Linked DNA regions of Mus musculus: all the other regions are linked to region 1. The links are chromatin loops, found by intact Hi-C in ENCODE. Cell type or tissue: left cerebral cortex. All regions are shown on one strand.

The links. A loop is a pair of places that touch in the nucleus more often than their neighbours do. Peaks named below come from ENCODE experiments on the same cell type or tissue, not always from the same donor. Only the 100,000 strongest peaks of a DNase experiment are listed, where the experiment ranks them.
Region 2: a loop joins it to region 1, with 2.3 times the contacts of the local background. A loop is called at or near these places in 2 of 42 quality-filtered maps.
Region 3: a loop joins it to region 1, with 2.3 times the contacts of the local background. A loop is called at or near these places in 12 of 42 quality-filtered maps.
Region 4: it touches region 1 in a loop (2.7-fold over the local background); 2 of 42 quality-filtered maps call a loop at or near these places.
Region 5: a loop joins it to region 1, with 2.7 times the contacts of the local background. A loop is called at or near these places in 5 of 42 quality-filtered maps.
Region 6: a loop joins it to region 1, with 7 times the contacts of the local background. A loop is called at or near these places in 40 of 42 quality-filtered maps.
Region 7: it touches region 1 in a loop (2.1-fold over the local background); 2 of 42 quality-filtered maps call a loop at or near these places.

What each region holds. Positions count from the first base shown.
Region 1 is chr3:107,231,931-107,235,930 of GRCm38, reverse strand. It overlaps A630076J17Rik (RIKEN cDNA A630076J17 gene), which reads right to left. Exons shown (of 3, transcript NM_001256174.1): 2 at 3,251-3,321; 3 at 1,900-2,353. The coding sequence ends at 2,114. Prok1 (prokineticin 1) reads left to right here. Exons shown (of 3, transcript NM_001357885.1): 3 at 243-4,000. The coding sequence ends at 362. Among named protein-coding and RNA genes, the nearest start is that of A630076J17Rik, 3.3 kb to the right of the region's middle. In left cerebral cortex, a CTCF peak has its summit at 2,217 (motif pointing left); DNase peaks (open chromatin) are centred at 2,238 and 2,472; H3K4me3 peaks cover 213 bases; H3K27ac peaks cover 531 bases.
Region 2 is chr3:107,603,909-107,607,908 of GRCm38, reverse strand. Alx3 (aristaless-like homeobox 3) reads right to left here. Exons shown (of 4, transcript NM_007441.3): 3 at 3,510-3,638; 4 at 2,034-3,138. The coding sequence ends at 2,830. Among named protein-coding and RNA genes, the nearest start is that of Alx3, 11 kb to the right of the region's middle. In left cerebral cortex, a CTCF peak has its summit at 2,401 (motif pointing left); a DNase peak (open chromatin) is centred at 2,406.
Region 3 is chr3:107,354,946-107,358,945 of GRCm38, reverse strand. No RefSeq gene overlaps it. Among named protein-coding and RNA genes, the nearest start is that of Gm35700, 7.9 kb to the left of the region's middle. In left cerebral cortex, CTCF peaks have their summits at 1,441 and 1,646 (motif pointing left); a DNase peak (open chromatin) is centred at 1,608.
Region 4 is chr3:107,611,361-107,615,360 of GRCm38, reverse strand. Strip1 (striatin interacting protein 1) reads left to right here. Exons shown (of 21, transcript NM_153563.2): 19 at 1-46; 20 at 562-766; 21 at 1,895-2,829. The coding sequence ends at 2,142. Among named protein-coding and RNA genes, the nearest start is that of Gm10961, 18 kb to the left of the region's middle. In left cerebral cortex, a CTCF peak has its summit at 2,226 (motif pointing right); a DNase peak (open chromatin) is centred at 2,220.
Region 5 is chr3:107,577,955-107,581,954 of GRCm38, reverse strand. No RefSeq gene overlaps it. Among named protein-coding and RNA genes, the nearest start is that of Alx3, 15 kb to the left of the region's middle. In left cerebral cortex, a CTCF peak has its summit at 2,277 (motif pointing right); a DNase peak (open chromatin) is centred at 2,275.
Region 6 is chr3:107,465,259-107,469,258 of GRCm38, reverse strand. It overlaps Slc6a17 (solute carrier family 6 (neurotransmitter transporter), member 17), which reads left to right. Exons shown (of 12, transcript NM_001293689.1): 12 at 1-1,711. Among named protein-coding and RNA genes, the nearest start is that of Kcnc4, 8.4 kb to the right of the region's middle. In left cerebral cortex, a CTCF peak has its summit at 2,464 (motif pointing right); DNase peaks (open chromatin) are centred at 550, 903, 1,250, 2,496 and 1 more place; H3K27ac peaks cover 1,269 bases.
Region 7 is chr3:107,332,536-107,336,535 of GRCm38, reverse strand. Rbm15 (RNA binding motif protein 15) reads left to right here and starts at 3,247. Exons shown (of 2, transcript NM_001045807.1): 1 at 3,247-4,000. The coding sequence starts at 3,456. In left cerebral cortex, a CTCF peak has its summit at 2,406; DNase peaks (open chromatin) are centred at 2,575, 2,903, 3,285 and 3,850; H3K4me3 peaks cover 1,956 bases; H3K27ac peaks cover 1,825 bases.

The DNA.
Region 1 (4,000 bases):
GGGTAAGCAAAGAGATTCACTCAGCAGAGGTGGGAGGGTATCTGCCCACAGGGCCACGCATGTTCTGAGTGTGGAGAGTCCGCCTGATTTGGGTTCAAATCCTGGCTCCTACAGCTGTGTGATGTGGGCATATCATTGAGTCACTCTGTGCCAAGGTGAATACAGTCACCACTATTGTTGGCTGGCAGGGGACATTTGCAGGCCTTTCCTGTGGCTAACATGCCACTCTCTTCTCTCTCTAGATCCCCTTCTTGAGGAAACGCCAACACCATACCTGTCCCTGCTCACCCAGCCTGCTGTGCTCCAGGTTCCCGGACGGCAGGTACCGCTGCTTCCGGGACTTGAAGAATGCCAACTTTTAGTTTGTCTGGACTCTGTCTGGAGCCTGACTGGGTGACCTCTTGCTTTACACCTGTGTGATTTAGCTCCCTGCAACTTCGCCATTCCCCATCTTGTCCGTGTATGTGCAGACAGGCAGACCTTCCGCTATGGAATAGTTCACCAGGGTGCAGAGAGGAGTTCGTGGCCTTGAGAAGTTGGCCAGCCCGACCTTCCTGGCTCAGACTGCCTGAAGTTGTGACAGTGTGGGCCTCCTCAGTTGCCTGCCCCTTCCTGCATGTGCGCTTCTTCCTAAACCACACCTTTCTGGGCACTGGCCCATGGATGCACCACTAAATCACAGGGTCTGTGGGGTGGATGATCAACTTTCTCTCCATTTTTCTTTTATTGACTGGCTCCTTATTTTAGGACTGTTAAGTCCAAAGTCAGCACTTCTTAGGACACTATTCTAAAGCGAGAGGATTTCAGGGTCTCTTTGAGCTAGGGTGAGCGGCAGCTTAGAGGGCTCTGGGGATGTGTTCGTGCTTGTGGTGGTGCGAGAGGTCAGCTGGGAAGGATGGGAACATGCAGAAACTCTATGGAGGAGACTGGCGTGGGCCACTGCAACTCTCAGAGCCAAGCATCAGTCCCTTTGGGTTTATGCCAAAGTTTCGACCCACAGGCCACGTGTGCTGTGTGATAGTAATTTGTGTCAGTGATGGAGCTGGCAAGGTCCAGAGCCTGAACCCTCGCCTGGGAGCTTTCTCTACAGCAGGTTTCTGGTACAGCTGACTCTTCCCACCCCGATTCTTATTCTAGATACAGGGCGTCCAGCAACATTGTGACAAAATGTTGCCCTCTACAAAGTTCAGAAAGGAGCAATTGAGTTGCAACAACCAAATCTCTTTTTCAGTAAGCTTACACTTTTTGCCTTGGGCCACATTGACAGCTATCCAAAGCAAGCAAGCAAGCAAGCAAACAAACAAACAAATGAACAAACTAATGAATGAACAAACACCAAAAGAACCTAAAACGTGAAAGGACAGGGTGCTGCACCCACTCTGGTTCTCAGGAGCCTTAAGGAGAGTTCACTGAGGTTTCCGAGGCCCTGGGTTCCTGCCCTCTACCGGTCTTTGCTCAGTCCTTAATCCAGGGCCCACTAGCCTGGGCATTGGACAGCACAGGGATCTTTCTGTGCTTTTGTCCCCTTTAGACAGACATTGTCACCTGTTCTGCTGACCTGTGCAGCTCTTCCCTGAATGCAGACCACAGTCTCTTTCCTTTCAGGCTCCAGGCCTGGTTCCTAGATGTAAAGTTCCTTTCTAAGTCTGTGGGCCCATGTCTGACAGATCTCCATGTTCCACTAACTGCCCTCGGGTCCCAATCCCCAGATTGTGTCCCTCCCAGCACACAGAGCAACCCTGAATGCAGTGGCCTACAGCCAGTGCCTCAATGCTCCATAGATAAGATACTGGGGTGGCCTATGGAGCTCCCCTGCACAGTCACACTGCCTGTCCATCCTAGCCTTAGGGCAGGCCACCCACAGAACTATAGGGTGAACCAACAATTTAATGTGACTGTATTCATTTTCGTTTTTAATGTCATAATTTTGAGGACTGTCTAATGAGTCTCTACCTTCTCTGCTGTGGCAAAAGATAGGACAGTGGAGAGGTTAGGAGGCTTAGAACATATATTCATGAGTAGTATTTATATTCAGGAATATGCTCTTCAGAAATATGGATATAAAAAACTACCTATAGGGTTAGTATGCAACTAAGAATATATTTTAGAAGAATTAGGAGAGGCAAAGTTGACATTCTTTCAAGATCCATCCGCAGCTTAAGTGACTGTTCTTAGGCCCAACGCTTCCATCTTCAACTATTGGTATCTGGCGCCATCTCGTGGACAATGTGGAAGTAGCAAGGAACGTGAAGGCGAAAAGAGGACTGCATGATTTCAGAAATAGACGTGGGAGTTCTTCCTGGTTTGGACTCCATTGGAGATCCTGAACAGTGCTTGTCAAGAAGCCGGCCTCCTGAAGGACCACAAAAACAACTCTTTATTAACACTCTGTCCTGCTCCACCTTACAAGTGGGGAAGCCACAGTTTCCTTCCTGTGGGGTTTAGGTTCTCTAGAGCGAGAGAGCAGATGTGAATAAGGTCCCCATCCTCCACCCTCTGCACCCCACCCCCCTCTGTGAATCACCAGGATGTAGCAGGCTCTGCAGGGCCGCTTTTGAAGCTAAATCCCTCGGACTCCTCCCCATCTCTGGTTCATTTTGAGTGACTTGCTTTCATCACTCTCTAGGTAGCCAGGACCTAGAGATACCCCCATCCTCCCAGGACAAAAGGGCCAGACCCAGAAGGCCAGAGGCCAGAACAGAGGCTGTGTGGGGACCCCAGAAGGCCAGAGGCCAGAGCAGAGGCTGTGTGGGGACCAACGCTTCCAGATCTCCTGCCAGAGCCTCCTCTGTCTGCCGTTCATCTTCAAACTCCCCTCAGTGTGGCTCTTAGCATTCTGAGTAAGGTCCAGGGAAACTCGAGTTAGCTACTATCTATCCAGTTGTTACCTGGTGATGAAAGGGCTTCTTGAAGTCCATGTCCAGGGGTGAGACTGGACCATGGAGGAGCAAGAGGCTCCTAAGGCTGAGGAGAAAGACCAGAGAGGGAAGAAAGGCTGCAGGGTTGGACGCGGACTCAGAGCTGACCCTGCCGAGTGGACCCAAATCATTGACCCAAGGTCAGCTCAGACCAGCCAAAGGGCCAACATCGAGGCTTTGTGTGCAGTTTATTAAAAAGCAAAAAAAAAAAAAAAAAAATCATACCTAGCCATGTAGGTAGAGAGAAGCACATGCTGGCCTAGGGTACACTAATGGTGTCTTCTGGGATGTTTTCCCTGACCAGGGCTGGGCACTGAAAGCAAAGAACTGACCTGGTACGAAAAGCTCCTTTCCATTCCAGATGAGGACAATATGATGTCCAAGCACGGAGTATCACTCAGCGCTGAGAAGACATAAGGCACAGATATGCTTCATAGCACGAGGGGCCCTTGAATCATTAGACAGTGGGAGCTAGTCATAAAAGGTTACATTGGTACAACTCCACTTATGTGAAAACTCCACAACAGGCGAACCCACAGGGGCAGGAAGCAAGTCATAGTTGGTTAGGATTGGGGTGGAGTGAAGGCAGAAAAATGGCGAGGCACTGTAAAGGGACTCAGGCTTCTTTAAGGGTGACAAGAACGTTCTAAAATTAAATTGTGGAGATGGCCGTACAATCTGTCAGCATCGGCAACATTGCTGAAGTGTATGGTTTGTGAGGGCAAATGGTGTGCTATATGGATTACACCACAATGCAGCTATTTTGAAAGTGTTAAAATACACAAAGTTGAAAAGAGGAAGGTTAGCAAAAGTGTCTTCCCCCTCCCCCGACTTCAGGATCCTGAAGGAAGGACTGGGTGCGGTGCGGCAAGAAGACCCTCAGAGTCTCCTGTGGGGAATGGGTGCGCTGGGTGCTGCGAAGTGGCTTGACTTCCCTTCAAACAGGAGGGCGAGGAGAATGGATACCTTATTAACTAAAGCTACATATAGCGTCACGTGACCCAAACCGCATATAGTCAGCCCTCCGGACCCTGGGGCTCTTCATGGGAATTCCACCAACTGTGGATCAAAATATTAAAAAG
Region 2 (4,000 bases), 370 kb before region 1:
AAAGACACACTGTGTGCAACAACTCTCCTGAAGTTGGGATTCCAGGTGGATCCACTTCTGTTTCCCTGCCCAGGAGTGAGCAGAACTCCCAGCCTGACCTTGGTAAACTACAGGATCGGGGGGTTGGGAGTGGTGGGGCGGGGGTGGGGTGGGGGAGGGGAGACAGGATAACCTCTAGAATGAACTTGGAGGCAGGGTATCAGGAGACCCCGGGGGTTGTGTCTTAAAGGCATGGAGGAGGAGGGGAACATGGCTAATGGGAAGCAGGTGAGGGGCTGTCTGTGCCCTAGCCAGGGGACAGACTGGCTGGGATGACCCAGTCAGTGGGAGGATCTGTCAGCTCACAGATAATCCCACGAGACAGGTATCCGGGGTGCCCATTCGTATTCATTATGTGTGAAGTGGGCGGTTGTAAAATTAGCTTTCTCTTCATTTAGTTGTCACTGGACAGAAAAATATGAGCTGTGGGCAGATGCACCTGGATGGGAGCCAGTAGCCAGCATCCGGTCTCCTTGTGCCCGAGCCACCATCCCTTTTCGGTTGATGCCCGTGGCCTTTGTGGAATCTACCACTCTTGCTGACTTCATCTTGGACTCAATGTCATCTGTTTGGTCCCATTCTTATTTCAGACCCCTTTGCTTGAGAGTCACAGAGTCTCCCCTTCCATCTTTCTGTCTTTCTGAACTAGGAGATGAGAAGCTGTGTGTTCCCTGACCAGTGGTATCCCTGGCATAGCACAACGCCCACCGAACTAGGAGTAAGACTTTAACAGGTTTCTAGAACTGCATCTGTGGTCAGTACCATCCCACAGGCTGGAGTCGCAGACTGAAAATAAGAAAAGCAAGCTGAACGGCAGAGTGTGTCTGTCTTCCTGACTGTGAACCCAATGTGACCAGCTGCCTCACCTTCTGGTTGCCATGCTTCCTCCAGAACGGTGAACTGTGCCTTTAAAAACTGTTCCATGAGCCAGAATACAGTCTTCCTTCCTTAAGTTGCTTCTGTTGTGTATTCTCTCACAGCAAGAGATCCAACTGATACTAGCAGCTCTCTGGCTTTTTGTGGGACCTAAGGGCTAAAAGTTCACTGCCCATTCTGTGGGTGCAGACATTTCTAATGAACTGGTGTGTACCCTGGAATTAGAGATAGGGACTTGAGCCCTGATTCCCTTACAGACCAGTGGGTAAATGTCTAGGTGGCTTATCAGTGGTCATTCTAGACGGTATTCTCTTTCTACCAGGGTCACGATAGAAAAGGCAGAAGTTGCCAGTGGCCTTCTCTTCACCAGTTTGTGAAAAGAAGAAAGAAGGATGATATGGAGGACCTATGGAGGTGCACGGCCACCTCACAGTCGCTGTCTTGGCTAGGGAATCGGATAGAAGACTTGGTCCCTGCTTGGGAACTTTGTCTGTGCCTGAAAGATGAGGTGAGGGGTGGGGGATGGCTGGGCTGAGCTGAGTGGAATTTTTCTGAGCAATGTGGTTGTGTTTACTGGGAGGGTGGGAGGGCCAGGCCTGCTTTTTGCCTGCCTTCCAGGCTCCAGAGATAAGGCAGAAAGTGGGAATGAGGGAGAGAATGGGTAATACTCGAAAACCACAAGAAAGAGTTCTGGCTTTCGTCTCTGCCCCATAGCTCAGACATGCTCTCTGGGGCATCTGGGAGAAGACAGCTGCCCCACCCCCCAGCCCTTGGGGTCCCAGCCCACAGGCACTCAAAACCTCCATATGATCGCTGTCCCTCCATTCTCTCCGTGGTCAGTTCAACCACAAGCTTACTCTCATTCCTGCCCCCAAATTTCCCTGCCAAATAAGTCCCACACTAGAGGCTCTCAGGACCTGCCAAAGCTAAGCCCATGCAGGTGAAAGAGCCAGGCATGGCACACTTTGACCTTGAGGGTTCTGCACTGACTCTACACCTTTTAGTATAGGCTCCTGGATTCTTGCTATCCCTGCAGGAGAGCTTGGCCCAACCTAGATCCTATATACAACTCAGCCCTAAAGCAACAGAGGACCACACCCCTGGGGATAGACAGCCTAGAATGAAAAACACTATTGTGTTTATTACTATGCTAAGCAGCACACTACAACAAAACAAAAGTATCTTTACAAAAATCAGGGTCTGGGGATCAGGGGCTCAGAAACTGGAAAAAAAATTTTTTTTTTATTTTGATCGATGTCCAATATGGTTTTCATGGCATATCCCTGATCCCATGAAAGCAAATCCAAATATTTAATGTTTGGTGGAATTTCTTCTCCCTACTTGGAGAAAATGACTTTATAGTATCTCTGTAGACTAGCACAGGGCAGAAGTGAGGGATGCTTGGAACAGAGGAGACCCCCCCACCTATTATTGAGCTGACCTTCACCGTCTGGGATCTTGTCAGTCCCAGGAGCTGAGCGTACCGCCCCCTGGTGGTAGGAAGGCAAAAGTGAGGCCAGCCCTAAGAACCACAGAGAGCGCCTCCCTGTTTAGTCTGCACCCTCCTCCCATCTTCCTGGGCTCCCTGGACTTAGAAACAGTCTTTGGAAAACAGGGGGCATCTGTCACCTTTTCTCCAGCCCAATTTAAATGAGGGGAGCCATTTTATAAGGAGGAGTCCTACCTGCTTTGAAGTCCCTGTCTCCTAGGCAGCCCCACCTATTTTAAGAAATAAGACCCTGTAGCCTGTTCCCTGCAGGAGGCTGAGGGTCCCAGCTCCTCTTCCAAGCTTCCAGAACCACCCAGGTTATGGAGGTAAAAGGGTTTGCTGTTTGGTGTCCAGGTAGAGATGGGCTAGGAGCAGGTCAGAGCAGGAAGAGAAGTGGACAGCTCAGTCTGTGCCCATGTAACCCATCACGTGGTCCAGTTCAGCAGGCCAGGGGGCTCTTTGGGCTTCATCCTGAGTGAAACGAGGCTTGGGGACTTGTAGTCACCATCCGGAGAAGGCTCAAAGCTGTGCCCTCCCAGGGCAGGAGGGAAGCCATGGATGGAATAGATGCCAGGGTGGGCTGCAGGGGAGGCTGGCACTCCCATGAAGCCAGCCACATTTCCATGGGAGTGGGAGTATGGGGACATGCATGGAGAGGGGATGCCCTCTGGAGACATGAGACAGGGCCCCCCTGGGCTTCCAGATCCTGGACTGGGCCACAGGGAGTTCTGCAGCTGAAAAGAGAAGGGGGAAAGAAGGGATATGAGCTACCTGCCTTACCCTGGTGGCTCCTTCCTTGTTCTTGAAGCCTCAAAAGCTTTCTAGAAATCTCCACTTGGTCCAGACCCATCCCCCTCCCCAACTCTGGCATCAAGGGTGTCCCAGCCATGGCTTCTCAGAACTACACTTTCTTCTTTGATTTTTCTCTGTTCTGTATGTACCAGAGTAGGCAATAGCCCTGTTCTGTGGAGGAAGAAGTGATTTGCCCACATAACACAGTACCCAGACGCTACAGCCTCCTCTCCTCCTCCAGAGTACATGTTCTCACTGGCAACCCCACGGGCCAGGAGCCGGTCTTGACGAAAGGTGGGACTGAAGGTCTCACCTGAGGATGGCTGTCAGTTCTGGGCAGTACGGAGATGTCATAGGCTGTAGTGAAGGGGTTCCGCCCCTCCTGCATCTTCCCATAACGCTCACGCTTCCGCCACTTGGCTCTTCGGTTCTGGAACCAGACCTGGGGACCATTAGGAAGGGTTAAAGGGGTGCAGGAGCAGCCCTGAGACCTGAGGCCTAAGGGGTGAGGGCAATCACTGAGCCCTTTCCTACAATCTACATCCAAGCCACAGGACCTCAAGTGGCAAGAGCTTAGAAATCCACAGTTCCCAGGGCCGAGAGAGCCTGGGAGATGCCCAATCCTAGAGCAGTATTATTGGCCCCCAGAGCCCCCAGCAACCATTCCCTAGGCTGAGTCACTCTCTTCATCTCCGGCTTGGCTAGCTCTTTTCACAATGTTGTAGGGGAAGGGGGGTTGTGAGCCTCAGGAGCCCAGGATACCTCTTAGGTGTGTGCCAGTGTGTGAGTGAGTCTTGTCCTCTT
Region 3 (4,000 bases), 120 kb before region 1:
CAGCTCTTTTGAAATATACCATAAGTTATGTCCCCCTACTGTGATGATAGGACAGTAGAATATATTCCTCCTGCACAATGCTATGCATTAGCCAGCCCTTCCCCAGCCTCGAGTCACGACCATCCCGTGCTCATTTTCAGCGAGATTGACTTTTGGCTTCCTCACAGGAGAGCATGCAGTATTTGTTTTTCCAAGCCTGGCATGTTTCACTTAGCATAATGTCTTCCAGACTCACTCATATAAAGCAGTCCTAGACAAGGCACTCAGATGGACCTTCTACGTTTCACAGAGTCCATGAGAAGAAATGGAGTATCATCCTGTCTCCAACTTTCCTCTCATCAAGACCATTTTTAACTTACTAATTCCTCGTCCCCCAAAGGCCTTGTGATTTGAGGAGCCAGAAAAACATTTGCCCCAGACACCCACATTTTCTAGTAGCAGGGTACTATGTGCATCGATGGAGAGGAGCCTCCTGGCCCCACTGTAACAGCATTCCTGAAGGACAAGTTTACTTGAAGGACTAATAGCCTCGTGGGTGTCCCTCCTCCCTGTCCAGCACAAGAGGTACCTGTCACAGATATGATTCTGGTACATGGTGTGCCACTAAGAAGGACAGAGGGGAGGAGACTCAACAACACTTTCACACACTGGAGAGTTCTTCCACTTCATCTTTATGACAGTCTCACCAGCTTACAGAGGAGAAAAACGAGGTTGGAAATGGCCGACTCAAGGTTTCATAACCTCTGGTTGGCAAGACTAAGAGAAAGAGCTAATCTGACTCCAAGTCTGTCCTCTAACCATTAAGAAATATGATCTGGCATTCACCTAGCCACATCCGTCCACTTAGCCCTCCCCCTCACCTCCAAATGGAAGTTTCCTCCCAGACCAAAGAGGGCTCTGAGCTTTGGTAAACTCTCTTGAGGCAACCTGCCCCACCCATCAGTGCTCTGCATGGGTCTGGCCTCCCCTTTACTCTAAAACACAGCTTGAGGTGAGCCTGCTACTTAATTGTTTGATGGAAGAACTTCCTTGCCCCGACCCTGAGCTATCCCACATGTAGCTGTACATCACTGTGAGGCAGGAGGACCCTAAGTTCCAGGCCAGCCTGGAGTCTGGAGTGAGAATTTATCTAAAAAAAAAAAAAAAAGCCAAGTACTGCAGCAAGCTATTTCAAGCAAAATAAACCAAACACCCCCCCAACACAGACACAGACACACACACACAGACACACACAGACACACAGACACACACAGACACAGACCACACACACAGACACACACACACAGACACACACACACACACACAGACACACACACACACACACACACACAGACACACACACACACACACACACACACGATCTCATCCTTCCCTCTACAAGCAACGGTGACTTCTGCAAGCCCAGAGGCATGAGTGCTCTTGGCAAGGTGGTGTTCGAGGCCTCACAGTTTCTGTGTTGAGTCCCAGTGTGTCCACCCCTGTCAATGTTGCCATTTGGCAGGACCAAGTGACCTAGTTTCTCCCCACACCCCTCCCCCCGCCCCCCTCCCCGCCAGAAGCTAGGCTGCAGGCTGTGCAGAGTTTGGCATCTGCGGGTCTTTTCTGCCCTCTGCTGGTCGCTAGGCAGGAGGCTCGCCAGGGCTAGCAATCCCACGTGGGTCTACTGCGGGGAACTGACTCGCAGGCCTATAAATGTTTGCTGAGTTAACTGAGTAAGAGGATTGTGTACCGTTCTAGGCTCTGGGGCCTAAGGAGGCCAGAGTCAGGACTGCTGCTCTGCAAACTCGTTACATTCAGCCAAACCAGGGCCCAATTCCCCAGTTGCTTTCCTTCTTTTTGCTTCCCCACAGGCTCCTCCTCTTCCCTCCCTCAAGGACTGTTGCCTGGCTAGGGAGAACTGAGTCAGCAAAGCCAAGTCAGTAAGTTGCCCCACCACCTGTTGCGTTACCTCTGACCAGTCCCTTAAAGCCATCTGAAGTCCCTCCTTGATTATCTCGTTTCCTCTCCGAGTCGTTGCTTCTGTTTTCTTGTGGCATCTTCAGAACACTCTTTTTACTTGCTACTGAATCTGTTCCTGACACATCTACTGGAAGTCCTGGCTCTGTCCCAGGTCATCACTCAGAAGTTTGATCTGTCTGCCCTCCTGGTGGCCTTTCAGAGCCTTCACTAGCAACTACATCTCTGAGACTTCCGTTTCCCTAAACACAAGCAGAAAGCCCACTCAGAGCCCTCTACTTTTGAGAGATTTGTCTTGATAAAGACATCTTAAAAACCAAAAAGTCTAGAAGACTCACAAAAGGACCACCTAGTGCTGACGGTTTTATAGGTCATGACAGCCTGCCACAGCAGCCCTCTGAGTAGTATGGTAAAAGAATTGGAGAGGCTTTTAATTTCTATGTATACTGTGTTTTCTATTTAAAATGTACGTACGGAGCTCTTTCATGTGCTGTATATCAGGGAATGAAATTTGTTATTTTGTTTTTAAACTAAATTTAAGGATGAGGAAAGTGGGGCCACAGAGAAGAAAATATTTCTCTGGTGATTATACAGGAAGAAAAAAACAATGATGCTCACACCCAACCTTCCAATCCCCAAACCTTGGGTGTTCATTCCAAGAACACTGCTGGCTCTGCATCTTGAAAAACGTGAAAGAACAGAAACCAAAACCTAAGTAAAGCAGAGAAAAAGAATCAAGCAGTCATGTGCTGTGTTTAACGTATTCAAACAACCGCATAAAGGATGGGCTATTCTTCCCACCTGACTTTCCACAGTTAGTATTCAAAACTACACTTAAGAGGCTGGGCCCACTCAGTAAAGCGCTTGTGGTGCAAACATGAGAATCTGAGCTGGGAACCCCAGAACCCTGGTAAAAGTCAGTCAAACCTGGCAGTAATAAGCTTAGTGTGGGGTGGGTGAGATGGGTGGAGATGGGCGGATCCCTGATTGTTAGCCAGGTACCATTTCCTGTCTGTTGTTAATGTTAAGTAACTGACTAGAAGCAATCTAAGGAAAGACTGTTTCATCTAGTTTACCCTTCCTAGTCACAGGACAACATAGAGGAAAGTCAAAGCAGGAACCTGAAAGTGAATTTTTTTCTTTTTCTTTTTTTTTTTTTTGTAGTGTTACATCTCAGTCCAGCAGGAACCATTGGACGATGATGCTCACTAGTTTGCTAGCTCACAGGCTAGTGCCTAGTTACATTTCTGTCTGTCTGTCTGTCTGTCTGTCTGTCTGTCTGTCTCTCTCTCCCCCTCCTTCCTTCCTTCTTTTCTTTCTTTCTTTCTTTCTTTTTTTTTTTTTTTTTTTTTGGTTTTTCGAGACAGGGTTTCTCTGTGTAGCCCTGGCTGTCCTGAAACTCACTCTGTAAACCAGGCTGGCCTCGAACTCAGAAATCTGCCTGCCCTCTGCCTCCCAAGTGCTGGGATTAAAGGCGTGCACCACCACTGCCCGGCTTTAGTTACATTTCTTATGTGGACGGATACCTCTTCCCAGGAAATGGAACCAACCATGGTGGACTTGACCCTCCTACATCAATTCCTAATCAAGACAAGCTTCTTAGACACGCCCACAGGCCGTCATGATCTAGGCAATTCCTCAGTCAAGGCTTTCCTTCTCAGATAACCCTGGACTGTATTTAGGTAACAATCAAAACTAATTAGGACTGAGATCCTGTCCTGAAAAATAAACTGGACAACTAACTAATACTGACCTCTGCCCTCCACATGTACACATGAGTGCCCATACCCACGTGGGCATGTGTATTGTATGACAAGCATGAGTGCGAATGCATACACACTTTAACTCTTTCCACACTCAACCCAACTGCAGAACTGCCTCAAGCTGTACCACTCTTGCCTGAATTTGTGCATATACCTTTGAGAATCTCTCCTTTTGCCTTTCATGTGGTACTGTGAGGGAGCTAAAAGAGAATTACCTCAGGGAATAGGAGTGGGAGAACATCCTTCAAAAGGCACTCTAGTATGATTATCAAAGTGTAGTC
Region 4 (4,000 bases), 380 kb before region 1:
TCGGATCTTGAACAAGCTAACCAAGTGGAAACACTCGAGAACCATGGTGAGTTGGTGCTGCAGCCAGCCTGGGCCATGCCGTGCCCGCCTCACCTGGGACGTGGTCCTCAGGGTGGGGCTTCCCAGGCAGCATCGTCCTCGTTCAGGTCTGCAGACTTCTGGTTCTCTGATGAGTACAACCAGAAGCTGGAAGAGACTCTCAGGCATGCCCTGAAACAAACCCTCAACCACAGACACTTTCTGATCTTTCTGATCCTGGGTGGGAAGTGATGGGCAGGAGTCAGGAGCCACCTTAGCCCTGCAATGCTTTGGAACAAGGAAGGTCCATGAGTTCTCAGAGATTAGATTACAGAGTGAGCCATAATTAGGGTTGCAACCTTAGTGGTTTGCTATAGCTCTGCTTGTCTTAGTGCCTAACACTTCAGGTGCCAGTGAACCAGTGAGTTCAAGAGAAACTGCATGGCTTGTGGTCCTGTCTGCTACCCCAGAAGTGCTAAGTGACCATGTAGTGGCACTCACACTTACTGCTTTCTCACCATGGCCGCCACCATGGCCGCCCAGATGCTGGTGGTGTTCAAGTCGGCACCCATCCTGAAGCGGGCCCTTAAGGTGAAGCAGGCCATGATGCAGCTCTACGTGCTGAAGTTGCTCAAGGTGCAGACCAAGTATTTGGGGCGACAGTGGCGCAAGAGCAACATGAAGACGATGTCTGCCATCTACCAGAAGGTGCGGCACCGGCTGAACGATGACTGGGCGTACGGCAATGGTGAGGCCACATATGACGCCGCAAGAGTGGGAGAGGGTAGGACAAGGGATGACTTGACTCCTTGCCTGTGGTACCTTAGTTTTCTCTGCCCTTAGGCACTGAGCAGGGCCGGGATCTAGTTTTAGTGGCTCTGGGCAAGACTTTGGGAAGCTACTCAGTATCTGTGTTCATCTGTTTCTCTGTCCCTCCACTCTAAATCCTGTCTTTTCCAGAAATTGCCATAAGATTCCATCCCCTCTTTATCCCTACTGCAGCTACCTAAATCTATAGATCCTCACCGGCTCTGCCTCTAGTTTCTCCCCACTGTTGGCCTCAGATTTGGCTCCTGTAATCTTTTCAACACACCCATCCTATGCTGTTGCCCCTGAGTAAGATTCCTGTTAGCTTTCTAGTTCCCATAGGAATGAAGTTAAACATTAAGACAGGAGGGGCAATCATTCACTTGCCTGATCCCAGAGTTTGCAGCTTTCTTTTCAAGCCCGTTGTGTGCTGGTACCCAGCTTCTGTCACACCCAAGACTCCAGGACAGAGTATGAAACCTCAGTACCAGCTGAGGATTGCTCTCAGGAGCTCTGCAGATCCCAGCAGCCACAGATGCCCATGCTCTCCAGTGTGCCCTCTGTGCCTGAGAATAGACTGTACAGGTACAGAGGGAAACTACACTTGGTCCCTGAGCGCTAGCCATGTTGCCTCCTGTTCCTGGGCCTCTGTAGACTGTTGGATATCTACATCCTCCCAGTCTAACTGTTGTTTACCTGGTGTTGCTGTGTTACACTGTCGCAGTCACATCACTCTGTGACTATGCCTGGCATCTGGGCTCAAGGTGGTGCATGACATTTTGTCATGGAGGTGAGAGGAGGAGCAGATGATGGAGTCTCGGAGTTATCTCTGTCATCTAGAACCAAGGGGAGACTGTGCTTTAAAAACGAGTTTTCCAGGACTCTCCTGTCTGTCGACATGTTTTGGGGGAACAAGTCTCTTTCTCAGAGTTAAGGATTTTCTCCTTATATTTGACTATCCTCTCCTGAGGATGGGCTTTGGAGATGATCTTCTGGTTAAAATCACGCTCCTACTCAAGGGGAGCTGCTATAGGGCTGACTCCTAACCGAGTTTTCTGCTTTGCCCCAGATCTTGATGCCCGGCCATGGGACTTCCAGGCAGAGGAGTGTGCTCTCCGTGCCAACATTGAACGCTTCAATGCCCGGCGCTATGACCGGACCCACAGCAACCCTGACTTCTTGCCAGTGGACAATTGCCTGCAGAGCGTATTGGGCCAGCGGGTAGATCTTCCTGAGGACTTCCAGATGAACTATGACCTATGGCTAGAGAGGGAGGTCTTCTCTAAGCCCATTTCCTGGGAAGAGCTGCTGCAGTGAAGAGGGCTGGAAAAGACCATGATCTGTCTGTCTCATACCTGAGGGACTGTCCTCACCATTGCTGCAGTGCTCCTGTTCCCCTCCAGGTGGCAGCACAGCTCCATTGAGTCCTCCACAGCCTGCCCTGGGCCTGTGAGTGAACCCAGGTTAGCCTCTGGTTGATTCCCAGCATCCTACTCAGGAGCTGTCATCTCCAAGCTGGGATCTACTCTCCCTCCACTTGCCCAGCTTCTACCCTCCTCTCTTGGATATGATCGATTGAAACTCATTTCACAGTTAGCCCTAGGCTGGGGAAAGCTGAGCCGGGCCTGGCATCCCTTCTCGACAGCAGCTGTATCGTGAGGTCCCACAGACTCCTGGGCAGCTTTGGCAATGTCAGCTGGTCAGGAAGGAGGGTCCGCTTGAGGGCCAAGAACAGAGTCAGCACCTTGGCTGTGCTCTGGGACTATCTCGTGCCATCCCAGCATCCTGCTGAGTTCTGTCCAGAAGTGATGGACACACAGCCTCTGCACCCTGGTTTTGGATGTGGTCAAAGGTGGAGTGAGGCTTCCTGAAGCCAGAGGTGCCGGTTTCCTCTCGGTTGCCATGACCTGTAAATATACAAAACTCTGTGTGATCTCTGGTGTCATGGTGGGGTTTTTATTGTGTTTGTGTATTCTGTTTACATTAAAAGAAAGCAAAACTGTCCGTGTTGCCTTGTGTGTAGATGCAGGCTCTGGGGACTGGGGATGCAGCACAGGCACTAGAGTGCCTACCTGGTAGGAAAGAAGCCTTGGGTAGTGGTACACACACGTGTACTCTCAGCACTTGAGAGGTGGAAGCAGGCGAATCAGAAGTTCTAGGTCAGTCTTGACTACATAGTTCAAGTTCAGCCTAGGCTATGTGAGATTCTCTCTGAGAAATATGGCCTGAAAATGATCAGTTCTCTCAAGAATCCCTTTCCCCAGCATGACAGGCTACCCGGCTAAGCTCTGGCCTGCCTGCCTTCCTGCCTTTTCTACCTGTTGTAGAGGGAAGGAGGGGTTAGTACTTTGGTCGTCGGCCCACATCAGTCTGGGCACATTGCTTTAGGGTTCTGGGTTTGCTGAGGATCAGGGTCCTGACTGCTAGGCTTGCTGTAGTTTCAGTAGAGACGTCAAGTTTCTCGGGATGACGCGCCGCAGCTGTCCTCAGCCAAGCCAGTTAGTACTAGGCTTAAGTGAAGTTGGTTGGGACAGAGGATAGTTGTGTGCTCAGAGCTATCAGGAATCCGTTTCATGGTGGGAGAGTGATGGAGAGTGCAGGTGTCTCCTATGGCTAAGGGAGAAACAAGGGGAACAGATCCATTCAAGTCCTAGAACCTCATTTGGCTCAGATAGCAGCCTCAGGCTCCTTTCTTCAGGCTTAACCTCCTTGTGACTTTAGTGACAGGACTGTTCTTTTTCGTAATTCCTAGAAGTCCCCTATAGGCCGTATGTATGAGATCTTAAATCTCTAAAAGGAGAGCCTTGACTGAGAAAGGAAATGTTCCAGGGCAAGCCTGTTTTGTTGGTATTTAGATACAGTGCCTGCTGGGTCTGCAACCTGCTAAGTGCCGGGATGTGCTTTCATGTGGCGGCATGGTTAATAATAGCCAGGGGGAAGGGTCAGAACATGAAAGTCACATAGCCTTATGGGCTGGAAAGTCCCTGTAGCTGACTCTTTCCCCACACGGTAACCTGCATAGGACAGTGGAGTCTCACCACTCTTGTTTGCATGGTGGATCTGCTGCTACATGCTGGAACAAGAAGTATAGATGCTGAGATTTCTATTTGAGGAAGGTGGGTTCTACATTCTTAATCCAGCATGCATCCAGCTCTCTGAAATTGCTTAGCCTGGT
Region 5 (4,000 bases), 350 kb before region 1:
CAAATGCAGAAGAAAGACCTCAGGAGACTTGAGGAGACAAAAGGCCCTTGCTCAAACTAGGGATATAGTGGGGTGGGGAGAAGACCGAAGCCTTGGAAGCTGGGCGCCTCCCCAGGGACAGACAGCCTCCCCCAAGGGCCCGAGCTTCTCGGGTTTCCCGATGTAAGGGAAGTCCAGGGAAGACTTTGTGGGCACAGTCTGCTTTATACCCGGATCTGATGATGCCGGTTCATTTGGTTTTTAAACAGTAGATTTGCAGTCTTCTGGGCTGGGACAGGGTCTGCTAGTCATCCTTAGAACCTGCAGATTGGATTGAATTTCGGCCACTTTGATGGTCCCTTAATCGGCTCCCAGTTTTCCAATTTCCAGTCCCCTCTGCCGGGGCTGGGGCTTGAAAGGGACTTTAAAGACTTTCCTTTGATAATGGCTCACGGTTACATATTTCCATAACAATTTTCTCTACCAGATCTGAATGTCTGATGTAGTCCCAGATGTTCTGGGGGTGGGGTGGGGGGCGGAAAGGGAAGCAGTCCCCTTTGTCCCAGGCTGCCAGGCCCTTGAAACAGGGTGAACAGGCTCTGGGAGGCAGACTCAGAGCCACACAGACAGACCTCCTTTAGTAATTCTCTGGCCCTTCTTCCTAAGCTAAAGCTTACTGGCAGGTCTCACATCCTCTGCTTGTGGCTTTGGCACCAGTGGGCCTGAGAGACCCCTATTCCAACCAAAGTGACCTATCCTGAATCCCCTCCGTGCTCTCTGCTTGGTGACAGTCCTGGATCCGATCAACTTAATGTCATAGGAGGTCAAATTGGTTCCAGGTGTCACTCCTGGGGCACATGAACGGGCCCTTCTGTAGACCTAGCATCTTCGGGGAGCATCCAGAGACCTTTTCTTCCTTCTCCAGCGTTTACTGAAGGGCACTGTGAAAGTACTAAGAAGCTTGGCAAAGCCAGTCAGCCTCCAGCTCTTGATGCCGGCAGGACCTTAGCTCTTGGGGAAATGAGGCAGGGAATGTGAGCAAGGCTGAGTGAGTGTGAAGAATGTTGGGGAGAGGTGTCATAAAACGGATGGATGTTCAAACGCAGCATCTGGGAGAGCTTCATTGGGATGTAGCATTTGTTCTGGGACCAGGGGGACATTCAGGGCCAGACTCTGCAATGATAGGGGAACTTTAGGCACGGGCATTAGCACTGTCAACATGGGGGATATTTTGAGGCAGAGAGGCATTGTGCATCTTAGTCCCCACAGGGATCTGGCAGCGCTGGAACACGTCCCTCTCACCTATTAAGTTTCACCCAGCCTTTGTGAACATCACAGCCTAGACCAGACATGTGCTGTACACTGGGGTATGGGAACAGGGAAGACAGATCCATGCTGTTTGAACACTGTAGGCATAGAACGCAAATTCTAGAAGCTATCTGAGGCAGCGTGGGCAGAGAGAGGACAAGCAGGCAATTCTACCTCTGTCTCAGCCACACCCACCCCACTTTGTGTACTTCCACCGAAGCTTCCTTTGGGAGAAGGCTGGCAGAAATCAGGGAGGCTTGGCTTACAGATGAGGACAGGATTTCCCTAGTTCATAGGAGTTTGGCTGTTGTGAAAAATAGCTGAGGGACTAGTTAACTAAATGCAAGTGTGAAATGTATCAGAGACCAAAGCTTATGATTAAGCTCTAACCCAGTTCTGGATGCTTGAACTTCAAAAAAAAAAAAAAAAAAAAACCCAAAAAACAAAAACAAAAACAAAACAAAACAAACAAACAAAACAGAATCCAGCGCTGAAGCTAGAGAATGTCTCCATGGTTAAGAGTGCTCCTTGCTCTTGCAGAGGGCCTGGGTTTGATCCCCAGAACCCGTATGGTGTCTCACAACTACCTGTAACTCCACTCCTAAGGGTATCCCACACCCTCTAGGCCTTGCAGTCACCAGACATATATGTGTTGCACAGACACTGGAGCATGCAAAACAATCATACACATAAAAGAAACACATCTGAGACAAAACAAAACAAAGACCCTTTCCTGTCCCTGCTCCTCTTCCCTGACTCTTTGGTCTGTGGATAGACCATTCTGCCAGGTTCTATGGCTCAGCTTCTCACGTCCTGCTTGCTTCCAGTCCCCGGTTAGCTGGGAATGGCTGGGTTTCAGCTGTTTCTAGAATATTCAGGGGCCCCATCCTAGTGATACTTGAAGATCAGGCCCCAAAGATGAGGCGACTGAATTCAGAAGTCTCACACTCCTGCTCCTCTTAAATACCATGGGTTGCAATATAAAAAACTGCCACCAGGGGGCAGAACATAAGTGCGGGGCTCCCCTTCATGCTTTGGCTTTGGTCACTGTGTTTGCAGAATTTACCTAGAGCAGTGATTCTTGACCTGTGGGTGGCAACCCCCAAAGACCATCTGAAAACATATATTTCCATTACAGTTCATAACAGTAGCAACATTACAGTTATGAAGTAGCAACAACAGTAATTTTATGGTTGGGGGTCAGCACATCTGGAGGAACTGCATTGAAGGGTCGCAGCATTAGGAAGGAATCACTGGCTTAGAGCCTCTTCTCAGCACTTCCCATGGACTGTACCAACAGGGGATACTGGAGCTCCTTCTTGTGTGAAGCTTATGGTCAGTCCACTGGTGGCTTCGGTGATGCAAATCTCCTCGTCTTAGGTGGGCAGAGGCATATTGTAAGCAGTCCCCAGCCTCTTCCTATCCTTATCCCACCATTAATTAGTTTTGCTAGTCTATAGATACCTAGCCTCTCACAGTCCCACTGGCTTCCTCAGGAGCAGGATCCTAGGCCGGCCTCTGTCTTTCCAAAAGGCCCTCATGTACACCTGGCATGTACACTTGGGCTCTCTGCAGCTTGGGCTCTTGAGAGAGCAGGATGCTGGAGCCCAAGGTCCAGATCTCTCAGTTAGGAGAAGCCAAACCATTTCCTATCTCCCCACAACCCACCTATCCCAAATGCTACCTTTCCCTTGACCAAAGCTGGTGCCTGTGTCCCTCCCTGCTCCCCAGCTTGAGAGTGGATGCCTGCTTGAGGATGTATTAACTCCACTCTTCTAAGGTGAGGAGATTGCCACTTGAAGGATAAATGTGCCTGTGTGCTTGTGAGTGTGGGGAGGAGAGTAAGAGGTAGGGAATACTGACAGTTTAATGAGGTACCACCCTCCTCTTGCCTGCCTAGGGCCCATGGCCAAGACAAGTATCAAGCACTTTCCTGTACAGGTCCTTGTGCTAGGTACCCACAATGAGCTGGCACACTGTGTAAGACATAGCCCTCACAGGGAGGAAGGCCCCACAGGGGTAGGGGGAGGAGTAAAGATCCCACCTGGGCATTGAAGAGTTGTGTCATCTCCAAGTTCAGGAACAGCCAAGGCTGTGTTTGTCCTTTACCTGGAGACTCCAAGTGTCTGGCAGTGGGCCTGGCACACAGTAGGCATTGCACTAAAACTGTGGAACGCACACAATGGGAGAGCAGAACAGAAGTAAAAAAGGCAATCAAATGAGGGGAAGCAGGTTAGTCCTGTAGTCCCTTACCTAGGCTGGGCCTCAGGTGATCCACCATCCCATTTTTGAACCTGAGAGTCCTGGTCTGGGAAGTCTCTCTGAGTCTGAATAAACTGAGATGGTTTGTCAAGGTTTTTCTCCTTGAGTTCAGGCTGTCCCTCCAGGACCTTCCCTCCCTGGCCCTCATGTTACCCTTCTCTGCCAAGCAGGGTCTCCTCCAAGGTCCTCTGGGCCGAGCCCTGCCCCAGCCATGACCCCCCAGTCATGATCCCACAGCCTGACCTCCAGGGCTGTCCACTTCCCTTTCACTCAGCTATTCCTGATAAGAAGACTAGAAACAGGTTTGCCCTTTCACCTCTGCATATCTCTCTGAGGAGCCTGCAGGTCCCCACATCCTGGGTCACACCCTGAGAGGCCCCATGCCTCCCCCAGATTGTGGGCCAGCAGCTTTGGCGGGGTGTGGTGGTGGGGGAGCAGAGGCCACAGCCCT
Region 6 (4,000 bases), 230 kb before region 1:
CTCCACATGCTATTTCTATTGTACATTCAATCTGTACATGTGGGTGTAGATGCTGTGAAATGACAAACCCAATATTATACTGTGGCTGGTGGACTATTTTCATCCTCAGTGCCGTACAGATCTATTTTCATTGTATATTTGATATATTTTTAATTTTGTAGCGTGGCTGGGCCAGGCCCCAGCCTGTGAGCCTGCAGTGAGTGGGGGATGGGGGGTGGGGGCGGGGGGCTGGGTGGAGCTGAGCTAGGGCTGTTTGCTTATGCCTTGTGGGCTCTGTAGTGTGTGTTGTAGCCTTTTGCTGTAAGCCAGAATCTGTCCTGGCTACATCTTTGCTTCTGTGAGTTGGACATAGGACCCAGAGCTCTATGGTTGTGTGTATGTGTGTGTGTGTCTGTGTGTGTGTGTGTGTGTTACATTCGTAGGTGTGAGTGCATAAGGTGCTGATCTGTGACACCCCCACCCACCCAGTGTTCATCACCTTCTGAAGACCCCGTGTCTTCCTCTCAGCTCTATGGGTGAGACCTCAGGACAGGCACCTCTAAGAAGCACCAGCTGTGGGGAAAGGCACGTGTTTCCTTCAGGTGACTCATTGTCATTTCACCTTTGGTGGGAAGGAGGGCCTTGGGTGGGGGTGGAAAGCCCTCAGATTTATTTTCCAGTCAACCTTCTGTTGTTCACACTGGAGTCACGATGTCTTAGGCAGACAGTACCGGGCTTCTTAGGAGGAAGGCATCTCTCTGCCCTTCGGTCCTGCCCTTGTCCTTGAAAAAGTCTGGAGTACTCAGAAAGCAACAGCCGCTTCTCAGACCTCCGCTGGCTCCTCCGGAGAGATGAGGTGGGCTCACCTGACCACTGAAGACCAGCCTCAGCTTCCGTGGAAGAGCTGGAAGTGAGGGCTGGGTCTCCAAGTCTTGGCGCAGGGTCCCTAGTGCTGGTTGGCGCTGCTCATACGGTGCCTACCAGGAGACAAGGGGTTTCCGGGGCTGAGTCATTCGAGTTGGGGCAGTGCAGAGGTACACCTAAGAGTTCCTGTTCTGACAGCTCTCAGCTCCAGTCACCAGCTTCTTGCTCAGGGAGCCCTCAGCCCTCTTCATGGGGACAGCGAGGAGCCTGAGGCCTAGGTTGGGTGGTGGGGGAGACGTGAGGTGCAGAGGAATTATAGATAGGGTTGGCTTCTGCCATCAAGCAATACATCGTCAGGAGCTGGCTGCTGCTTTTTAAGTGCCAGGAGACGTCCTCCAGAGGCCGTGCTCGTGTGTGAGCCCTGAGGCTATGAGCCAATCCCCGTGCAGATCTGCAGTATTCCCAGGCAGGGACTGCTCTTCTTCCCTTCCTTACCACTACATTACCCTTCCCTCAACTAGAGTATGCCCACTGTGAAAAGAGAAGTGAGATCACGCAGGCTGTAATACACCTGACTCTGTACACCTCTGAGTCCCTCTTCTTAGGTCTGAACTATGGGGAGCTAGGGGAGGAGGGCCCCGGGTCATTTCTCATGAGAAGTCCTGCTTTGTACAGACCTAAACACATACCAGGCAGTCACTTCCGGTCCTGACACACGTTCAGAACAGTTTAAGTTCATGTGTCCTGGAGTGGCCAGTGCTCTGAGTCAGGATCACTTGGCCCAGGAGAGGGCATGAGGCATTGTCACCCCAGGGCCCCCACTTCATCTCCCCCACCCTGCTGTACAATAAAGTGTCTGTTCTTAGCACCCTCTCTTGCCTTTCTTCACTTACAGGAGGGGAGCTGAGGGAGGCTTTGGGATGGGGTGAAATGGGATTCTCGTGGGTGCTGGCTGAGAAATTTGAAGGTAGAGATGCAGCCAGTTTTCTGGGCATGTCCCCGGATACTTGTGGGTCCCATGCTTGCCCTTACTGTGCCTCAGCAACTCTGTACCCCTGAGATTTTTCTCTGAGGGAAGTGCTTGAATCTACGTTATTCCAGGTAAGGAAAGTGGGGCGCCGTCTGATATGAGGATGGCGTTTGGTGTCCTCTCCAGGGCTTTTCAGGGCAATTCTTATCCTGCCCAGCTTCAGAGAAAACTATATATGTTCACTATGTAAGGAGGACTGAGGGGAAACACAAGAAAGGCAGGGGACTGACCTAATCCTTAGGGAAGTGAGCTAGTTCACAGCAAGCCATGTTCTAAGTTCTCAGAGAATTACCCCTCAACTTCAGATAATATCTTTTGAAATCTCCAGTGGAAGATAAAGATGAAGTATAAGATGTGATAGCCCAAGTTTTTGTTAAATAGGCACCCACTGAATGTAGGGTCATAAAGAATGGAAGAGGCTGGTGGCAGAGAACCCCCTCTTCCTGCCTCAGCTCGGAGTATAATCTTCAGAAGAATACTACTACTCTCATCTTTCCCCATCCCAGCCGCGCTCAGTGCCTTGTGATCTCAGTTTCATTCAGAAGGGGTCCTCCAAAGGAACCTTCCATTTCCTCTCCCTGCCACCCCTCATTCCACGAGCAGCCACCAGGTGGCAGGAATCCCTTTCAGTTCACGGTTTAGCCTGGCAACACTCTTAAACTGTCTCTCCATGTTAGCCATAGTCCTCAAACAGGCAAATCAGAACTCACTGGCCCGAGTTTGGCCAAGCACCTCTCTTGTCACATCAAATCTCCTACTTAGTTCTCAAACAAGGGACTGGCCCAGTGCTGGACAAGTCACTCCCCACACAGTCACTCAGTCTTTTGGTAATTCTGGTTGAAATGGCAGCCATCCTTCCAGGAGGGATGCATAGACACAGAGACACAAGGCATTAAGGGCTTCACTTCAGTGGCACTCTGAAGCCAGAGTCCTCAAAGCCACGTCTAAGTTCAGTGTCAGCTGGGTCTTGCCTTTCCTAAGAGACACAGCTTCTAATTTGCAAGAGAGAAGGAAAGAGAGAGGATAGTTCAAAGGCAACAATACATCCTGAAACAGTTATCTCTTGCAGTGTTCCATGTCAGTCCAAATTTTAAAACAACCAACATTTCCTACCTCATGACTTTATGAATGAGGAATTCCAGTATGAATTAGGGCAGCAGATGGGTGGAAATGAAAGTGATGTCCCGTGGGTAGAAGAGCTGGTCTGGACGTCCCAAGGGAGCCTTTCTCACATTTATATAGATATTTAGTTTTTGGGTGAAAACACGTAGGAGTAGAGATCAGCTGAGCCTGTTGGTCAGAGCGACCAAATCCTTATCTGATGGGGAGACCACTTCAAGAGCAGAAATGTGGAAGCTGGCAGTGCCCACTTCTTAAGGCCTGGCCTTGGGAATAGATCACCTCCACCAGTCTGTGGATCATAGCATCTGTTCAGAGGCCCACAGGCCTCGCTGTAGATGGGAGGGTCCCCATACAATAAACCTATTCTGGGGCACTAGATATGCCCATCGTCCATCTTTGGCATCTTTTTGGAGGCTTTTCCTGAGAGGATATTAGCTCTGAAACATGGAACTGAGACACAGAGCTAATCTGTTCTGATGAGGAGGGGAGCAGCTAGATTTGGGTCCCGAATGGAGGCAGTAAGTAGGGAAGAAGATGACAAGGGCATGCCAGAGGACAGGAGAGACAGCTTCTTCCACTTCCTTCTGGCCCCAGGGGCAGGCTGTTTGAGGTTGTTTCAATCATGAGTCTGTCACCAACCTTGGGCAGGCCACTTAACCCTCTGAACCTGTGTGACAATAAAACCTTTTCCTTGAGGCGCTGGGAGGAATAAATGAACTCCCGAGGTGCCGGGTGGACCGTCGCATAGCAGTTTTCCAGAGGGGGATAGAATATATGCTGATTATTACTCTCTTCTCTCTACCAACCCTGGCCCCACTTCACCCATGCAATGAGCCAGCACCCTGGTACCATTGTTAAAAGACAGTCCCAACCTAACCCTGGAAGAAGCCAAGGAAGGCGGAAAGACAAGGTGCCCTGTCCAGGGAAGCAGGCACTCACCAATCCTGTCCCTGTCTTGTTTCCTTCTTAATCATAATCAGACACAGCCTCATCCAGCCCTAGCAT
Region 7 (4,000 bases), 100 kb before region 1:
AGAATATATAAATGACTATACTTTTAATGCTTAGGACCTCATTTTGTTGTCATGGACAAACATATGTAACAAACTTATTTTTGACCCTTGTTGTCAAAAGGTGATGGCCTTTACTGTTAGCATTAAACTTATCAGTCTTCTTGGCTCCAGGAAGCACACCAGTTCCCTTGGAAGCCTTCCTCACACTGTCTGAAGTGGCAAAAGCAGCTTCTCTGAAGCTCCCCGATGCTCTCAAAGGACAAGCCACTAAGCTGTTTGTCCTTTTTCCATCTCCTTCAGTTCTTTTTTTTCTCAGTTCTAGTTTCTAGTTCTCAGTTTGCTTCCCTCAAGCTCCTGCCATTAGGTCTGAGAAACTACACTGACTGGTCCTTATCTTGCCTCTGCATCAGTGAATCACCTGCGTTAATCAATTTAGGCTGAAAACAGTCACTCCAAGTTTTTCTGGATTGACTATTCCACTGAGTAATCAGGTTAAGGTTTAACTTCAATTCCTGTTTTTTTAGTATTCATATAATCTTAAAATAGATGAACACACCTCTGAAAAGTTCTTTATGCTTTTTTAGAGATTGTGTGTACAACTACTTTATCTCCCAATATCCAAGTTTTTATTTTTCAGTATCATTTTCCACTAAAGAGAACAGGAATGTTCTTGTAGGAATGATAGATTCCACATCTGAGGCAAAAATGTATCAGGCATGCCTGGAACAGAATAATGGAGCAGGGGAGAATGTGAATAGGATTATAGACTTAAAGAAAAATAAGACGGACATGATCTTATAATTGCTGAGACTCTGTGTTCAGGACATGAGGTGGTCTTCAGGAAATACCCTACTATTGTACATTTTTAAACTAAAATCCTACAAGGAAAATTTCTCTTGCTAATCCCTGCCCCTAAGAGCAATCTCTGTAACAATTTCAATAAAAGTGTAAGCATATATATGTAATCCACGATTTTTAAAACCACAACTGGTAGTTTATTATACACATTTTTTCTCTGACTGATGGCATTTTATGTTAACATTATTTAAACATCTTTTAAACATTATTTTTGCAGGCCTGGAGAGATGGCTCAGGCGTTGAAGAGTACTTGCTGCTCTTACAGAGGACTACAGTTTGTTTCCCAGGGGCCCAGATTGGTGACTCACAACCCTGTAACTCCAGCTTCAGGGGCTCTATCACCCTCTCTGGCTTCTCTGGATATTAGAACACTACCATACATACAGACATTCACATAAATATTTTTATGACAAAGTCTCGTTATACAGTCTTGGCTGGCCTAGTATTCACTATATAGACAACTCTGGTCTTGAATTTACAGAGATCTGCCTGCTTCTGACTTTCAAGTGGTAGGATTAAAGGGGTACACCATCATGCACTGCTAAATAAATCTTTAAAAGAATTTTTTTTCCCAGTACTAGGAATTGAACCTAGAGCTTCACATAGGTGTCCAAGGGTCCTGAGCTATGTCTCCAGACTTTTGTGTAGGGGTGGTTTTAAGACAGAATCTCACCAAGTTACCAAGTTACTCTAGCTAATGAAGAAAGCAATTGTGATCCTATCCGCAAGAGCAGCTGGGATACAGGTGTTCCAAAAGCCACATAACAGCTACTTTTAATATACAAATATGTCTATGCTTTATAGTATTTTGCGGTTTATAACTTACATATTGAGCTTCTTTCAAATCTTTTTGCTGTGACCAAGAGAGTTTGGCCCAACTGTTCACCAATTTCAGGGTTATATACCAACAAAACAAAACGGTTGAAATAGGGCTAATCAGGTTGCTGTATCTAATCTTCAAGTAGCTTATAAATTTAGAATTCAAGTTTTGGGGAAGGGCATTCTTATCACCTTGTAAAATGTCCTGTTTTAAAACACATTCTCTACTCAGTCTTAGAAGATGTAAATACCAAAATCTTTCTCATCTCTCCTAGGTACATTTTTGGGAAGACTGCAAAAAGCCTATTTCCTCTCACCAGGAGGTAAACGCTAGTGGGATAGACTACGCATCTAATCTCATGATCACCAGTATTACATAAGCTTAAGAGATTCAGGTGCATGGGGTCGCAGAGGTGGGAGACGGGAGGCGTTTAGACGGGAATCACGGTTAAAGGAGTCAAAGGAAGTGGATATAGGAGGGAGCAAGGTGGCCATGTTACTGGGTCCTACTATGGATTAATCGGAGTGCTGGAGTCCTAGAAACGAGATAAATGTAGTGTCCGCACAGTGAGAAGTGTGACACATTAAAGCAAAGCACAGCTATATTATGTCTCACACATCTTTTATAAATGCAAACCTTACAGGGATTCACAACATAAAGCAGGAAGCAAAAATCTGCAAGTGGTCCTGCAGGTCGGACCAGTAAGTGGGCTTGCAGGACACTGCGGGCCCTAAGGCGGCCACTGAGACTGGCCAGGGCTCCGCGGCGCTGTTCCCTGTGTCCGCGGGCGGGCAGTGACTCGGTACCGCCCAGGGCGTCAGCGTGACCCGAGGCTCTGTGAACCCTGAACTCACCGCCCCAGCGGGCCGCACAGACCGGGGCAGGCGTTTTCTCGCGCACGGGGGTGGGGCTTTTTCAGGCAGCTAACTAAGATGGTGTCGGCTGGACTGTCCGGGACAGCTGCCTAGGCGGATCGAGTGAGGGCCAGCAGCCGGAAGGACCACCGAGCCCATTGTCCCGCCCAGACAGGACAGTGAGGAGCCCGCAAGTTCCAGACTCGAAGGACCGAAGCACAGGCAAGTACGCCGTAAGGACCTAACAAATGTTTAAGAGAACGCCGAAAGCGCGGGGAGGCGGGCCTGACTCACTGTCACCATCTCGCGACAGCAAAGTGACGTCGCACAGCAAGCGCGTGGTCTTAGTCTTTCACCTTCAGACGCCTCAGTTTATGGGCCTACTCCTTTAAGTGAGTGATGGACAGCGCTTTTATCCAATCATGTTCCTCGTCAACATCCAATCAGATTTAAACTTTCTTCAGCCGCCGGAGAAGTTGGAAGACTGGGGTCGAAAGAGAGCGAGCGAGTGAGCGAGTGAGCGAGCGAGCTCTTTGTCTCTCGCGAGATCGGAGAGAGCCAAATTCTCAGGAAAAAACGCCTGAACTGATGTCCAGACTTCCCGATAGTGATTTAAAAGACGTGGCCACAAACCAATGAAAGGGAAGAGAAGGTGGGATCGCTGCGTTCGCCGTGCTAGAAGTACCGTTACAGGGCAGAGTTTTTGTCCAATCAACGCTTCTAGGCTTTGGGTCAGGTGACCATGAAGTGCGAGGGGCGGAGCTACAGCCTGGCGCGAGGAACCGTTAAGATAGACAACGAATATAACCAATGAGGTACTGGGATTAGGGCGTTGGGAACCCAATAACAGCGTCGGGGCGGGCGCCTTCCCGGAGCGCGGGGAGATGTAAAGACGGACAAATAGTTTTTCCAATGAGAAGGCTGAAGAGTGAATTAATTGACCAATGAGGTCTGCGGGGCGGGAGCCTTTGCCGCGGCGGAGTCCAAGATGGCGGCGTGCGAGTCCGCTGTGTGAAACGAGCGCGGGGTGGCGGGTTAGTCAGCTCCGCAGAGACGACCTCCGGCGACCCTCAACAATGAAAGGAAAGGAGCGCTCGCCGGTCAAGCCCAAGCGCTCCCGTGGCGGTGAGGACTCCAGTTCTCGTGGGGAGCGGAGCAAGAAGTTAGGGGGCTCCGGCGGCAGCAATGGGAGCAGCAGCGGGAAGACGGACAGCGGCGGGTCGCGGCGGAGCCTTCATCTGGACAAGTCCAGCAGCCGGGGCGGCAGCCGCGAGTACGAGACCGGCGGGGGCAGCTCCAGTAGCCGCTTGCACAGTTACAGCTCCCCGAGCACCAAAAATTCCTCAGGCGGGGGCGAGTCGCGCAGCAGCTCCCGGGGTGGAGGCGGGGAGTCACGTTCCTCCGGGGCCGCCTCCTCCGCGCCCGGCGGCGGGGACGGCGTGGAGTACAAGACCCTGAAGATCAGCGAGCTGGGGTCCCAGCTGAGCGA